Regions from separate parts of the Homo sapiens genome. Here region 1 is linked to region 2. A link is an interaction called in ENCODE POLR2A ChIA-PET data of the cell type or tissue named here. Cell type or tissue: K562. All regions are shown on one strand. Region 1 has its middle 4.4 kb from the start of SLC30A1. Region 2 has its middle 84 kb from the start of MIR3122.

Region 1 (2,500 bases), 580 kb after region 2:
AATTCCTTAACTTCTTGGGGTGTCAGTCCATAATCTGTATCATCAGGAAGCTCAGGTAAGTGTTCTGAAAACTGTATGGGAACCTGGAATGTTATCATGGCAGATTTCAAGGGTGAGTCCCAGTTTCATCCAATAATTGCATGTTGTGTGAGATAATATCACAACAGAGGGCGGTAGTCTGCTTGAAGTAAAGAAAAAGTGAGCTAATTAACTAAAGAATGTGCCATGATGTTTTCTACACTGTCCAGAGGAAACAGAGCCTCTGTTTCTGGTGTTCTAGTATAGATAGGAGATCATGGAGTTTCACTAAGGACCTGTGGAATGAATGCATGAAATACCAAGTTGGCGGGAGCAGTGACTCACACCTGTAATCCCAGCACTTTGGGAGGCCAAGGCGGGTAGATCTCCTGAGGTCAGGAGTTCAAGACCAGCCCAGCCAACATGGTGAAACCCCTGTCTCCACTGAAAAAAAAAAGAAATACTAAGTTGGGAAAAGTAAATTCATCAACATTCATTCATTCAACAAATATTTACTGAGTACCCTCCATGTGCCAAGCTGGCTAAGGACATAACGGTGAGCAAATGTACACACTGTCCCTGCCCTCACAGAGCTTACAATCCAATCAAATATTTGGTTTAATGTAAAATTGCATCTTTGCTAAATGCCACAAAAGAGCCGGGCAATGAACTGAGAGAGCTTGTTCTAGAACGATCTGACCTGGTCAGGGGAATCAGGGAAGACCTCCTGAGGAAGTGACCCTTGAGCTGAGAGCTGAAGAACGAGCAAGAATTAACGTGGGGACGAAGGGAGGAAAGAGTGTCCCGGGGTGAGAACACTGTGTGCACAGGCCTTCTGGCAGGAGGGAGTGTGTAGATTCATGGTGGTCAGAAAGGCCAGTCCCCTCTTTATCTGGTGGAGCGACATCATGAGGCTGGGGACAGCAGCCAGAGGCAGATCAGATCTGGTCCGGCCGTGTGCACCCAAGTTTGGTTCTCCTTCTCCTAGCACTGGGAGGCCACTGCAAGATCTCAGCCGTGATGGCGTGGGGGTGGTGGAGGATGTGTATTTTGCAAGGACTAGATCTGGATTTCAAAAAGATCACTCTGGCAGTAAAATGGAGTACAACTCAGGAACAGGAGGGCAGAGTGGCTGTTTGGAGAAAGGCAAGATAATTTTACAGTCTAGAAGAGAGCCTGGAAATGCTCCCTTCCACAGAAGTTCCAGCTCCTGCAGCCTAGTTCCGTCCTCATGCAACCTTCCTTCCGTGAGGTTCTGCCTACCAAGAGGGAAGGAGGAAGGACCTGTGCAATGAGCTTTAACCCGAGACAGAGAAAGTGAACAAACTGGAAGTCCAGCTGGCAAATGAGTCCTTTTTGTGTCCATATGAATGAGTTCGCCTAGGTGAAATAATTCAAAAGTGGTTTCTGAATTTGCAAGTTGAGAACTCAGCTCTGGATTCTTGGTGACCCCAAGTACAGGAGGCCTGAAAGGCCCTGTCTGAGAATATGCACTAGGCAGCTCCATCTCCTGTACTCACCTTTTAACTCCAGTTAAGAAGCTATCATGTACACCCCATCACTGAGAAGATGTGGAAAGTGAGGCCCAGAGAGGTTTAGTAACTTCTCCAACATCACACAGTAACTTTTAAGGGCCAGTCCCTGAACTGTCATCCTAAAACTCATTAGGTGTGTGATCCTTTCAAAATGCTCTACTGGCCGGCATGTTTAGGGATGAGTAATGGAGAGAGTCATAAAAACATACTTTTAAATTAAATTCTTTTTTTCAAATTTTCTGTACATTGTGCTTTAATTACCATCTCCAGCCCCAAGAGTAGAAGGGCTAAAGAAAGAATGGGCATTCAGTCTAAAGTCTTAACACTGACTACCTGAGCCTTCAACAATTTCTGGTATTAACATTATATAGCACTGCACCCAAGAAATTCACAGATGCTTTTAATGAGTGTTTCTGTATAGATAGCAGTGCCTTTATTTCTAGATTGAATTTCCAGGCATAACTGGAGAACTTAGACCCAGTTTCCAGCCTCCAAGAAAAATAAGTTCCTTTTGCTGCTAGCCCTCATCTGCTATTCTTTTTTTTTTTTTTTTTTTTTTGAGATGGAGTTTTGCTCTTGTCGCCCAGGCTGGAGTGCAATGGTGCTATCTCAGCTCACTGCAACCTCTGCCTCCCTGGTTCAAGCGATTCTCCTGCCTCAGCCTCCCGAGTAGCTGGTTTTACAGGCATGCACCACCATGCCTGGCTAATTTTTGTATTTTTAGTAGAAATGGGGTTTCACCATGTTGGCCAGGCTGGTCTTGAACTCCTGACCTCAGGTGATCCACAAGTCTAGGCCTCCCAAAGTGCTGGGATTACAGGTGTGAGCCACTGTGCCCGGCCTATTCTTTAAATTAACAAATATAAAAATTCAGTGACTGTTCCCAGCCTCTTACTGTACAGTTTCACTCTCTGCACTGTTCCTGTTTCCCCTTTGCTGCTACGTGG
Region 2 (2,500 bases):
TGATGCAGGAGAAGGAAGATTCGTGAACAGGATTCAGAACCTGGGAGCCTGTTGAGGAGGTCCTAGGGCTACCTTCAAGCTCAGACCCCTCATTCGCCGCCTCACTTGCATCCTTTTTCAATGTGTGCTCAGGGACTGCTAAGAGACTCATTCCTCCCCTAACAGGCAATAGCTATGAGGCTTTTAGTTGGGCCAGGTCTTGCAGGACACTCATCCTTCTGTATGATGGTCTCATTGCTGGTATCCTGGGTCCAAGTGTCCCCTACTCATCCTCACTAACAGGGCTCTGGCACTGCTTGTTTAGATGCAAATGTCTGGGGTGGGAGGACGTAACCACCTATAGTGGCACAAAATGCCCAGGAGTCAAGTTAATCCTAAGGATTTGGGGACTAACTCAGATGCAAAGCCTGAGAAACACCTGTCCACAGGCCCAAAGAATGTCTAGGGTTTTAGAGCCATGGATTTGAGACCCAGTAGAGCTGGGACTAAATGAAAGCAGTTTGGGAATAAGCCAATGTAGGGTCCTGGGTTATTTTAGCATCTGCACTTTCTTTAAGGGCCCACGTGTATGTGGGATATTCACAAGTGTGAATTCAGGGTGGTTTTTTTTTTAAATTGGGATTTTTAAATATAGATTTTAAAAATATAGATAAAAATATGGATTTCTGGGCCTTGTCCTTAGAAATTCTGATTCAGTGAGTCTGAGGGGGACTCAGAAAGCTGTCTTTTGAAAACTTTCCCAGTTTACTCCGATGTGTGTTTGGGAATCATCAGCTTAACGAATTAGAGGTGGGGCAGACACTTGTCTGTCAACATCCAAATTTCCTGTCCTCAGCCTTGGTGGTGCGCTTGCCTTCATATTTCTTTTGCCTACCTGGATGACTCCTGCGACTTGATTACCTCCCTGCCCAGTCTTAGCAAAAGTGAGCTAATGTGTAAAGAGTGCTTAGCATAGGGCCGGTACTTAGTAATCACTCAATAAAAGGAGGTTGTTATTCTTATTATCTGTGGTTAAAATGATATGACATGCCTGAGCTGTATGACTCATTGGACCAGGCAGTAATATCCCTTGAACACAGTGGAATTAGGTCAACCTCCTACCACCACTAATCCTGGCATCTCTCCTCCCCCAGTGAGCTTCCTATTTGGCCCTGTTGGGTTCTCACTTGGTGCCAGTCTGACTTTCTTGGGTTTGCTTTCTATTCTTTTGGCAGGACCCAGAGCAGGTACAATTCCCTTTGTGTTTGTTTAGAAACTGCTCTTCAGTGGTTGAGAGGAGTTGGGCCTCCCAGTCACAGTGTTTTGGTGGTTTGTTTCCATTTCTCCTTTGTGGTTGTGTTTATGACTGTGGTACAACTACTTGGAACTGAAATGTAGTTTCTTTGGAGACAGGGGTATTCTGTAGACACGGTGAAATTCCTTGGACTTGGAGGGTCTCCAGAATGCAATACAATATCTCTAACTGGCTCTAGAACTACCCAGAGTGAATAGGATTCTATTGTTACAGCTAGAACTAGGGTGAATGAATGCAGGATTCTTCATTTATTCAGCCAATGTGTGTGAGCACTTCTAATGTGCCAGGCACTACTAGTACTGGGAAGAATAAAATAGCCCTGACCATTGCAGCCAAGATTTTCTTTGTTCCCTTTCTAGGCCATCAAGCACAATGCTTCCAGGTTAACCTTCACACACTCACACTCACACTCACAGGTGTTAACACTTACTGTATGTTAGGGTAAAAAGTTGGTAGGGGGCCGGGCGCGGTGGCTCACGCCTGTAATCCCAGCACTTTGGAAGGTCAAGGCGGGTGTATCACCTGAGGTCGGGAGTTCGAGACAAGCCTGGCCAACATGGCGAAACCCTGTCTCTACTAAAAATACAAACAAACAAACGAACAAGAGGGCATGGTGGCCGGCGCCTGTAATCCCAGCTACTCGGGGGGCTGAGGCAGGAGAATCGCTTGAGCCTGGAAGGCAAAGGTTGCAGTGAGCCAAGATCGCGCCATTGCACTCCAGCCTGGGCAACAACAGTGAAACTCGTCTCAAAAAAAAAAAAAAAAAAAAAGTTGGTAGGGTATAGTCCCTGTCACTCAGAAACACAAAATTATCCTACTTTAAGGCCTGTTTGGAATGAATGAAATATATTTATTCTACCAAGTGCTTGGGACTAGAATAGAGTTATAATAGAAATGCATGGAGAGTACAGGAGCATGAGAACTAAATCTACTTCAAAGGAGTCATTTGCTGAATACCTACTACATGCCCAGCGATAGAGAAAAACAGCTTCAGCTTCAGAGCTGAGATGTGTGGACTTTTGAGTAACAGAAACCTGAGTTTGTAAACTGGATCTACACACAGCTGTGTGACCTTGGGCAAGCTATTTATCCTCTCTGAGCCTCACATTTCTTGTCTATGAAGTGGAAGAAATAATATCTACCACAAAGCATTATTGGAAAGGATAAAAGAGACTTTTTTTTAAAATTAATTACTTCATTTTTTTG

What was found. Peaks named below come from ENCODE experiments on the same cell type or tissue, not always from the same donor. Only the 100,000 strongest peaks of a DNase experiment are listed, where the experiment ranks them.
Region 1: POLR2A ChIA-PET joins it to region 2 with 5 read pairs; 2 of 35 experiments call an interaction of 5 or more read pairs at or near these places.

What each region holds. Positions count from the first base shown.
Region 1 is chr1:211,582,303-211,584,802 of GRCh38, reverse strand. No RefSeq gene overlaps it. Among named protein-coding and RNA genes, the nearest start is that of SLC30A1, 4.4 kb to the right of the region's middle. In K562, no CTCF peak of the experiment used is centred here; a DNase peak (open chromatin) is centred at 952.
Region 2 is chr1:212,160,179-212,162,678 of GRCh38, reverse strand. No RefSeq gene overlaps it. Among named protein-coding and RNA genes, the nearest start is that of MIR3122, 84 kb to the right of the region's middle. RefSeq lists an enhancer at 1,337-1,446. In K562, no CTCF peak of the experiment used is centred here; a DNase peak (open chromatin) is centred at 1,078.